Linked DNA regions of Homo sapiens: all the other regions are linked to region 3. Evidence: chromatin contacts called from ENCODE Hi-C or POLR2A ChIA-PET data. All regions are on one chromosome and are shown on one strand. Each heading gives the region's core, a stretch centred on a gene start or an enhancer-like site at or near the end of the contact. The rest is flanking DNA. Distances are from core to core; before and after follow the strand shown. Region 1 overlaps THRB (thyroid hormone receptor beta). Region 2 overlaps THRB (thyroid hormone receptor beta). Region 3 has its middle 56 kb from the start of LINC00691.

Region 1 (3,754 bases), core at 787-3,286, 80 kb after region 3:
CAGGTTAAAAAAAAAAAATTTCCTACTGAGTTAACCAGGAAGCAGCAACTCTACAAAGAATTCTCGATGTACTTGTGACCGATATTTTATCCACATATTCAGCCATTTATCCAATAAGCATTTCTTGAATTCTATTGCACACTGGCCTAGGTGCTGGATGTACAGTTAGACACATCTATGTCCTCAAAAAAAAGAAGTCCACAGGGACTTACGTGGACAAGTGAAGCAGGTAGTTACAGTGCAGAGTGACAAGTGCCAAAGCACATCTACACTTGGGTGCCCTGAAAATGCAGAGGACTCTGAAACCACTTCTATTTAAAATTATCTTCCCTGAAAGGGTTTGATGTGTAGTGGCTTACAGACGGCTGCCCATTCTGTGCTATCCTCCCATCTACAGGGGGACCGTTGAGTCCTGGCTGGCACTCAGACTTGTTTGGGCCAATCCAGTGTGGATGAAGGGATCCTGTGTGATTTGAGACTGGGCCTCATGGGATCTGCAACTTCTGTTTTCGTGTGCTTGGGACTCTTTCTCTTGGAAATCAACAGCCAAGTAAGAAGTCTACCCTGCCGGAGGAAAGGCCGCATAGAGGGAGGCCTGAACCAGTGTTTGATGTCCCAGCTGAACTCCAGCCATCTTGGATGTTTAAGCCACTAAGTTTTGGGTCGGTGTGCTATTTAGCAACAGATAACTAAAACTTCAGTTGTAGCTAAGCCATGAACAAATTCTAGCCTGCATCCGCGGTTTCCACACACAGAACTTAACACACAATCGTGTGGTCACTCACATCCATATCTGGCATACCCCAAACCAGAAGGAGGCAGGTTTGGCCAAAGACTACGAAGAGGGCTGCACAGTATCCACCAAAGGCGGATCACTTCGTAGAGTCTTTAAGATGGCTCCTTTGGCTTCTTTCTATCCTGGGACACTGCAAAAAGCATCAGACATCTGACGCCCCCCCTTTAAGTTCCCAGTCCACTGGCAAACCTGCAATTTCTTACTGAAGAAGAGTGAGCTATGTTTCTGAAGCTAAAGGGGGACTGAAAACTCAAGTGATTGGAATTAGCGCTAGACAAGCAAAAGCTCTTTGGATGCCCACTAACGAGTCTAGGCGTACTCACCTGAAGACATCAGCAGGACGGCCTGAAGGAGGGCTACTTCAGTGTCATCCAGGTTGAAAGAAGACAGAGACATGCCCAGGTCAAAGATGGCGTCTGACACCACCCCAAGACCCCCATTTTTCAGCTGGCCCCGTGTCACTGCCATTTCCCCATTCAAGGTTAAAGTCTCACTTTCTGGGTCATAGCGCACAGCAGCGCGAAGGGACATGATCTCCATGCAGCAGCCTTTGAGGAGGATGATCTGGTCTTCACATGGCAGCTGAAAAGAACCAGTTCATGTCAGCAAAGAACAAATGCAAAAATGCCAGTCAGGAACAACATACAGTATCTTAAAAGCAATAGGAATAACCTTCTGTGATTAACATTTGTCCTGCATTCTTTGAGCCCATGGTTTTCCCTTCCCTACTTGGCTGCAGACTTTCGACAACCATTTTTCATACTCAAAGTTGACTGTAATCTTCACCAACTTTAACCTCAGGAGTTTGCATTGCTTTTATGACAGACACAGTTCTCCAACTGCTATTACAGTCGTGTGTGAAACTGTGCTAATAACCCCTCAGTTTGGGGGTTTGTATTATAACTTCAACTGATAACTGCTTGAGAGCAGGGTTTATGTTAAACTCTCCATTTTTGTTTGTTTGGTTTTTTGTCTTGTAGCTTGAATAGGTAACAGCTTACCCTACTGTTTAGCTGGCAACTGGGCTTCCTTTTGGTTTTTGAAGCACGTTTGCTCTTGTAGCCTCTTGGCACAAAGCTAGAGGGTTGTTGGCAGAGATACATGTTGCCCATGAGGCCCAGAGATATAAGCTTCATCTAAAGTCACCCAGGGACTTGAAGGCAGAGGGGAGAGCAGAATTCAGACCTCCTGACTCCCAAGGTTGTGTTCTTCTCAGCACCTTAGACACAGGATTACTCAACACACTGGGTCTTTCTGCCAGTGTTGCAATCTCCTTTTAAGCTCATTTGGTTACCCTGTTAGTTAAGATTTGTGAGAATGTGGCAACGTTAATAATAAAAAATACCTTTGCTTATAGGCAAAATAAGAATTTTATTTTCTGGAAGGGGAGACTATTTAATTAAATGCCATTATCAAAGGAGTTTGGAAAGCTATTAGTAAATGGGTGTGTTTGATGAATTGGGCATCATGCCCAGATTTCCATGCATCACCTCATTTAATCTTCACAGCAGTACAATGAAGTAAATATTCTAATTCCATATTACTTACAGATGTGGAAATCCAGGCACTGAGAGGGTAACAAGCTGGGTGGGGGCGGGGGTGGTCAAATGAATGTTTCATGGGTGAGGCTAGGATTTGAAACTGGATCTGTCAGAATCCAATGCCAAGAGAAGAAGGAAACATAACTCTTTTTTTTTTTTTTTTTTTTTTTTTTACCATGGATATGACTAAGTTTCCATAAACAACAAATATGTGAGTTACACCTAATATCTGTCTCTTCATTAGAGCAGTTACAAATTCCTTTTGGGAAACGCTCTTGGCAATACTCAACCAGTCCAATTTAGGTTATTATATAAAAGTAATACAACTGAATTACATCTAAAATACTGGGCATTTTATGTTTTTTACTAGCTCAGCCTAGTCACTTTACCATTTAATTTCAAACTGCTTGGCTTTTTCTTCAGAATAAAAGTCATTGCATATTTGATTCTGGAATCCATACATATGAATTCTCTCCTTCCGCTCATTTTTTAAAAAGCACTGTGATTTGCTTTTGTCTAGGTTCTGATTGTTAAACACAGATTGCTGACCCCAACCTCTGAGTTTCTGCATTTCCCCCAAGTTCCCAGGTAATGCTTATGTTGCTGGTTCACAGATCCCACTCTTGAGAACCACTAGCATAGAACAGCAACAAGAAGTTACTAATCAGATCAAACCATTTATTTTTAAAATGTGTCACAAAGTATGCAAACTGGGGCAGGCCCCACTTTTGAAACCAATTCTGATTATAGATGAAGTAGAAATTTTCTTTTCCAAATTTCTAGTTTAAATACCAACTGTTGAAGATTAGTTCAAATTTAAATAAAAGCTGAATAAGTATTTGCAAAGGATCACCAATGGTTTAAAAACTAGGCCAGATGCCTTTTCCTTTAAGAGGGATTTGTAGGATCCTGGTGAGATTTGTTTCAACACGTGGGCAAATAATCTCTTAGACACCTGCCAAAATGCTTTCATTGTGAGAACACTCAACAAGGGCCTGACAGGCAGAGATGCAGGGATACTCCCACAGGTTCTTCCTGCTTCCTTAGGAGAGCATCACTCAGGTTGACTGGCAAAGACGACAGGGCCCTGCACTCTAGGAGTGGTTTTGCATGTTGTTTTGGCAGCTCTGCCGGCGATGATTTTAGATCTTGTGAAGCCCCTGGTGTCATGCCAGTCTTGTTTGGTGGGTTGGCGTGGATCTTAGAACAATTATCATGAACACAGTTTGAATAGCAGATGTGATAAACTGCCTCTGGCAAGAGACCCCTGGCTCTCAAGACCACCTGAGATCTCCAGCCCACTCCATGGGTAGCTCACGAACCTATACAGTTAATTCACCTCTTTTGGGTTTGAGAGAGAATATAAAAGGCTAAAGGTCATCAGGAGGCCTCAAAGACAGAAAGTACATGCAAAGGT
Region 2 (3,403 bases), core at 290-2,789, 98 kb after region 3:
CAGGTAACAAGAAACCTATATTTCTGTGGTCAATTTCCAAAACCAAAACCGTTTCACTAGACTTGGTAACTATCAATGGAATGGAAAGGCTCAGGTTTTACATTGCAGAGTCATAGTATTTTAGAACTGGAAGGGAACTTAGACGTCATCTAGTCCTACTCTGTCTTTTCACAGAAAGAAGAAGAAATTGATCCAGAGAGGTCGTGACTTGCCTAAAGTCACAGAGCAAGTTAATGGCAGAGCCAAGGCAAGACCCAGGACTCCTGACTCCAGTTCTACGACATCACTGTCCTAGGGCCATTTCTTGATGAAGGTGTGACCTGGTAGGAAAAGAAAAAAAGCAGACATAGCAAGAGAAGGAGAACCAAGGTGCCTAGCTAGTCTCCCATTTAAATATTCTAATTTAAAGAGAATATTAAATTCCAGACCATTTAGATTTGATTGGATTGTCAAAGTCATGTGAGCGCTTACAAATGAGGAAAATATGAATGAGCCCTGTTAAGTCATTTTGGTTCAGTTACTAAAGGGAAAGGAGGAATGGTAATAATACCCTCAACCCCTTCCCAAATGCTTCCGGTGTGCCAGGGACTGTTGTATTTGATGAACATTATCTAATTTAATCTTGAAAACAACTCTACAAGGTAGGCAATGATTTCACAGAAGGAAAATCTCAGCTTAATTCCAAAGGTCACACAGCTAGTAAGTGACAGATCTGGGACTCGAACAGAAGTTTTTCTGATTAGAAAGCCTGAGCTCTTAGAATCCCTCACAAGCAAGTAAAGGGCACTCAAAATTTATTTCCATACAGTCTAGATTAACACTGAGTTTTTAAACCTCATAGACACTAGTATCTTAAACTTCTCAATAGAACACTGAAATAGATAATCAATAATAAGTTTGTCATAGTGGCATATCTAAGTATTTGGCTGTAAGTCAATCATATTCACATATCCCTATCAGGCATATTGTTGGCAAGGGCTAAAGGCCTTTAAGAGATAAAGATAAAGAAAATACTCAGCCAGAGGTGGGGATTAACCCAGGATTTCCAGCCTAACACTCTAACATAACCCTCTTCCTTTTTAAAGATTCTCCATTCCTTCTTCTTTAATGGGCAAACCAGAACATTTCACAGATTTTTTTTTCTCAGTGAAAGAACTCTATTTCTCACATAAAATGTGAGTCATGATTACTTCTTTCATCAGGAAAAATCCTCACTGTATTTTCTTTTTTCTTTCTTCATTTTTTATCTTTCTTTTTCTTTTTAATTTTTAACTAATAGTTGGAATCTCTCACTGATGTGCAAAAAATTTATGCCAGTAGAATCATTAATACTGATGCCTGGCAAAAGGGAGGCCACACATTCTGAATGACATGATTCTTATTTTTATGATTAGATTAATTAAAGTGACTGGTGTAAATCCCTCGCACAGTGTGGGGAGAAGAGACCCCAAGGGCTAATCTCGCCACCATATGCTGTAGCACTTTGAAAACTGGGTAGGACGACTTCAGCTCGGAATGTCTTTATTGCTAAAAATATAACAAACAACCAACTGCAGGATGACTCATGCAATAGCACTCAACTTTGCATTCTTCAGAAATTTCTGAACACGATGTTTTCTGCCAGCGCCCCATCTCCAAAAATGTCCATAAAATAAATTCCTGTCTTTGCTCTTGAAAAAATATTAGGACTAGTCCCTGAGGCTCTACCCCATGTGAACACTGTGTATAGAATGATACCTTATCAAGGTAAATGGACCAGACCTCTCATTTGTAATCTCTGTCTCAAACAGAGTGTTGCTAACAACTAGGCCTGCAAATGTGATAGGGATAATTTAACTGCATTTCCTCCTCCATCATCCATACTTTGACAGTTAGGAGGTGGTATGACAGGGTAGGATGGAACCCACCCAGCAATGGCTCCCACCTCCCTTTCAGGGCAAGCCTGGATGTGGGGAGTGAGGGGTGTATGCGAAAGTAAGGTATTCCCTTCTCTGTCTTCTTGGGTTCCTGCCTTCTTTTCTGCCCAGTCGATCTCCTTGAACCAAACTGTTTCCTAATCAACATTCCTTGAATATGAAGCAAGTGAAGATCTACTTACAATCTGTTGCCATGCCAACATAGATGCATTTCTTAAAGCGACATTCCTGGCACTGATTTCGCGTGACTTTGTCTATGACACATTTTCCTTCATATTTACAGGAATAGGATGGATGGAGATTTTTCTGAATGGTTCTTCTAAAGAAACCCTATATGAAAAACAAAGACCCAAGACAACAGTTTCATATTTTCTTGAAATCAGTGATTCTGGAATTTTGTGTCCATATAACTATGAGATGAATCGTTTTGGACCTTAACCTGTTTCTAGGCCTCTAGCTCCACATATTCAAATATAAGACAGTTGGCCCAGAAGGATCTAGAGAGTTCTAAATCTGAGCTGATGATGCCATAGGACTACAGAGTCAACACCTTTTTTTTTGGTCTTTATTCAAGGAAAAGAGGCTAGTAGGAACATCTAGCGCTTGTTTTTATTTTTTCTAAATATTGAATATATAAGTAAATTATACTGTTCTATTTCATATACTGACATAATTGTGTTGCTAAATTAAGCTATGAGGAGTTTTGCTACTTTATACTGAGTAATAAGAGAGCTCCAAGACCAAGAAGAAAGTGAAAAAAATGAAAAGACATGGATACTTGCAATACTTTATTAATTAAAAATCTAATAATTTAGTAATTAAACAGATGTACTAGCTGGCTTCCTGGATTTAGTTTAATACTTGTTTTTGAATCTTGAGACAGCCATGATCAGCTCACTTAGCCTTTCAAACAATAGGACTCAGGGAGTAGAACGCTCCAGGTTTTCTACCAAGTTTTTCCCCATAGCTCATTGCATTGAGGTTTTCCTTTTATAACACTCTTTCTTTGGTATCTGTAGACATACACCTACAGGTTCAATGATTCTTCCTTTCTTAAGGCATGAGAGAGCACCTCTGTAGCATCTGGGGACACTGTTTAGTTCTAGGTTTGGGTGACTTAGGTAATATTCTCAAGAATGTGCAATACTAGAATTTTTCTGGACGTGATCCTCAAGTTGAGGCAACTGTCATCTGTATTGTAGAAGTTAATAACAGCAGTGAGCACTTATTGTGAGGGCACATTGCTAAGTGCTGTAGAAACATTCAATATCCTTCTATCTTCCCTACAATCATGTAAAGGAGGTGCTCTAAATATTTCCATGGTAGGGATTAAAAAAGTAAACCTCAGACAGGTTAAATCGCTTGCCCAAATCACATGGTAAGTACATGTGGGAACTTCAGGTAGGATGGAAACCACCCAGCAATGACCCCCACCTCCCTTGCAACCCAGGAGCGGCACTCCACATCTTACTTGCTTAACTGCTTAT
Region 3 (3,555 bases), core at 1,034-3,533:
TACATTTTTTTAAAAATGGAAATCTTTAAAAAATATGACCCTTAATTTTCTGCTTCTTAAGCAGCATCAGACAAATTGGTAGACTTTATTTTTTATTATTTATTTTTAGAGACAGGGTCCCACTCTGTCACCCATCTGGAGTGCAGTGGTGCAATCATAGCTCACTACAGCCTTGAACTCTTCTGCCCTTTTGCCTCAGCCTCCCTAACTGTTGAAATTACAGGTGTGTGAGCCCAGCCAAGTTGGCTGACTTTAGATCAAAATTTATGATCTTTCTCCTTGCCTAATCTCCTGCCATAATCTTTGGTGATTTTGATGTTCCTCCTGGTGGCTCTTCTTAACACCTGAAGCCCCAGCTCTATGTCTCCTGTCCCTATGCCCTCCATGGCATCAATCTCATCATCACTTGAAATGGAACCACTCCCAGGATCTAAAACTTGGAATTGTCCTCTTAACCATGGCCTATTTTCCCCTTCTGTCATGTCCTCACTTCTGCTGGCTATTCTTTGCATTCACATTGTAACTTCTTGACTTTTGGCCCTTTCCTGTGTACTAGCTCATTACCTTTCCTGCCACTGTGCCAAGTCAGCCATTCATTGATGACACAGTGCCCAGGCCTGGCTATCTCACTTGTGACTTTGCTGGAGAAAGGCATGAGACTAGAGAGTGGTTACACCACACAGGCTTGCTTTTGATGCTTAGGGAGAATTTACTGGTGTCTAGTGGTCTTTCATAAGCACTTGATGCCATATTGATTTATTCTCAGTGAATTTTCCAAACCTTTTCTAATTTCTGTAACCATCAATCAAAACTTTGTCCTGACCCTCCTTTGTCTACCTTCTCCCTCCAATACCTATTACTCCCCGGCATCAGCTACTACTTCTAAGCAGATGACCCTTATATTTCTGTCACTGGTTTCAACCTCTCTGCCAAGATGCAAATTCATTTCTGCCATCTTTCTATTTTTATTCCTCAAATCAGCTACTTCTCTTTACTTCCCAATTTCTGTTAATGGAGGTGTTTAATGGGCATCACTTTCAGGGTGTAAACCAAGAGTTATTTTTATAACTTATTGTTTCTTTTAACTTCTGAACAAGTAAGTGGTCCATCTTCTGCCAGGGGGTAGAGGAGGCTGATAACTCCTCTACTCATTCTCAGATAATAGAAAGCTTGTCACAAGACACAGTCTTGTTACAGAAATTAGAATGTCCAGTCTAAGACCTTAACATATCAGTTTTCATTAAGCACTTCTTTGTCCGACGAGGGCTAGCTGTAGGGGCCAGGGGAGCATTCCTTTGGGGGTAAGGGTATGATCAGCTTCTACTTTTCTCTCACCGCCTCCTAGACTCCCCAGCTGCAGCTCCTGAATCCACCAACACTGAAGAGACTAGAAATACGTAAGGAAAGGTACATTTTCACTTAATAGACATTACCATGAGATGGCTTCATGCTTTCTGGGCTGGGCGGATGTTTACATTTGGCTCTTTTTTTTGTGGGCACTGCTGTGGGCTCTTTGCAAATCCCATTCTGGCACCTCTATGACCCCTAGGAGGTGAATGATGCCTCTCCATCAATGGCAGCTGCTGATACCCAAGGATATTCTGACACCAAGGTATTAATACATTCTCCAGGCTATTATTGCTGGGCTCCCCTGGCCTGGAAGGCCATTCTCTAGGGCAAAATCCCTTTTATAATAGCCCCAGGCTCATGTTCCTGCTGCAGGTTCCACATCTGATCCCCAGGATCCCATGTCTTTGATATGAGGAAAGTTTAATTACTACCCAGCTATGGCTCTTTAGTCTGTAGCCAAAGAATGCTCTAGTTTTCTCAGGCAGACTCTGAACCATGTCAAAGTGTCTGAGCAGTGCCTACAAAGGCCCTGTTACTGGGTTAGGCTGAAGGGAAAGTTTCTCTTATACCTTCCCTTAGATGGCTGGCTACTACTCACAGCAAGGCTTCTTCGAAATACATTCTCACAAATTTTTCTCAGATTTCAACTCTCTTGAGTCTTTTATGTCCTTGAACTGAATGAGGATCCCCAAGAGGTGTATAACTGATTCTCCAGCATTTCACTTGAAAATTTGCATTTCCTATCAGCTAAATTAATTTGTGTTTGTATTTAGCTGGTCTGTCTCACACATCTCTGTTGGTATCTAGTTTCTCTCATATCTTGGGGCCTCAATCAAAACTTCTAATTTAACATCTGGTTTCACATGCCTTCCTCTGCCATGCTGGTTTGAACTCTGACTCATCTTTGAGTCATCCTTCTTTCTTAACTCCTACATCCAGTTAGTTAATAAATTCTACTGATTTTTATGTTTCAAACCCTCCTTTTCTCTCTCACTGCCAGCACTCTGCTTCAGACTTTCATTATCCCTTGTACATTGGCTTAGTGGCAAGGTGATGGTATGACTAGGTGAGTAAGTGTTTGTGCTCTGGATCCAGTTTGGCTGGGTTTGAATCCAGCTACACCACGTGTGTGTGTGTGTGTGTGTGTGTGTGTGTGTGTGTGTGAGGGAGATAGAGAGAGAGAGAGACGGAGTTTTGCCCTTGTTGCCCAGGCTGGAGTGCAACGGCGCAATCTCAGCTAACTGCAACCTCTGCCTCCCAGGTTCAAGTGATTCTCCTGCCTCAGCCTCCCAAGTAGCTGAGATTACAGGCATGTGCCACCATACTTGGCTAATTTTGTATTTTTAGTAGAGATGGGATTTCTCCATGGTGGTCAGGCTGGTCTCAAACTCCTGACCTCAGGTGATCCACCCACCTCAGCCTCCCAAACTGTTGGGATTACAGGTGTGAGCCACCGCACCTGGCCTAAACCACTTATTAGCTTTGCAATCTTGGCTAAAGTTATTGAATTTCTCTAAGCTTCAGTTTTGTCTGCAAAATGAGGATAATAATTTTTTCATAGGAATGTGTAAGAGTTGCATGTAGTAATAAAAGTAGAATCCCTTGAACATCACAAAATAATGTTGGAAATATGATCCCTATCATAATTATTTTTGAATTGTTTTCTCCATGTTTAGTCTTATTCCTTCAATCCAATGCAGACACTACTATCTGTGGTGGAATGTTTGCAAAATCGCCAGTGAAATTCCACTCCCTGTCCCTAAGGCTTTGTAGTTCTCTCCCACACTGATTCTGTTCTTGGCTATTTAATTTGCTATGGCCAATGAGACAATAGCAAATGTGCCACAGGCAGAGGCTTGAGATGGATTTCCACATAGGAGCTTGCCTTCTTTCACTGCTGGGACTCCTGGTACCATGGGAAAAACCTGGCTGATCTATTGGAGGCACATAGTTCATTGGACATTCACCACCATCTGACTGCCAGCACCAACTGCTGTATATGCCAGCTAAGCCTATCTAGACTAGTCAGCATCTGCAATCAAATGCAGCTGTATAAGCCTAGGCAAGAGCAGTAGAATTGCCCAACTGAGTGTTGTCCAAATTGCCAACTCACTGAATTTAGAGTTAATAAATTATTCTTGTTTTTTTTTTTTTTTTTTTTTTTTTTGAGACGGAGTCTCGCTCTGTGGCCCAGGCTGGAGTGCA

Evidence for each region. A loop is a pair of places that touch in the nucleus more often than their neighbours do. ChIA-PET counts read pairs that join two places held with the same protein, here RNA polymerase II (POLR2A). Pooled maps may share reads with other maps.
Region 1: a loop to region 3 is called in a map of PC-9, with 10 times the contacts of the local background. The contact joins two enhancer-like sites. A Hi-C loop is called at or near these places in 5 of 168 maps with a recorded cell type or tissue (PC-9, dorsolateral prefrontal cortex, prostate gland and 2 more) and 1 of 50 pooled maps. POLR2A ChIA-PET finds 5 or more read pairs at or near these places in 1 of 52 experiments (naive thymus-derived CD4-positive, alpha-beta T cell).
Region 2: a loop to region 3 is called in a map of prostate gland, with 2.4 times the contacts of the local background. The contact joins two enhancer-like sites. A Hi-C loop is called at or near these places in 5 of 168 maps with a recorded cell type or tissue (IMR-90, ascending aorta, prostate gland and 2 more), 1 of 37 single-sample maps with no recorded cell type and 7 of 50 pooled maps. POLR2A ChIA-PET finds 5 or more read pairs at or near these places in 1 of 52 experiments (OCI-LY7).

What each region holds. Positions count from the first base shown.
Region 1 is chr3:24,126,380-24,130,133 of GRCh38, forward strand. THRB (thyroid hormone receptor beta) reads right to left here. Exons shown (of 11, transcript NM_001354712.2): 10 at 1,120-1,378. Among named protein-coding and RNA genes, the nearest start is that of THRB-AS2, 23 kb to the right of the region's middle. Within about 2 kb of position 2,037, at least 3 of the 41 ENCODE cell types and tissues checked have a DNase peak (open chromatin) inside an H3K27ac peak, as active enhancers do; they include PC-9, where a contact is called at or near this core.
Region 2 is chr3:24,144,577-24,147,979 of GRCh38, forward strand. THRB (thyroid hormone receptor beta) reads right to left here. Exons shown (of 11, transcript NM_001354712.2): 7 at 2,099-2,246. Among named protein-coding and RNA genes, the nearest start is that of THRB-AS2, 5.0 kb to the right of the region's middle. Within about 2 kb of position 1,540, at least 4 of the 41 ENCODE cell types and tissues checked have a DNase peak (open chromatin) inside an H3K27ac peak, as active enhancers do.
Region 3 is chr3:24,045,813-24,049,367 of GRCh38, forward strand. No RefSeq gene overlaps it. Among named protein-coding and RNA genes, the nearest start is that of LINC00691, 56 kb to the right of the region's middle. Within about 2 kb of position 2,284, at least 6 of the 41 ENCODE cell types and tissues checked have a DNase peak (open chromatin) inside an H3K27ac peak, as active enhancers do; they include PC-9, where a contact is called at or near this core.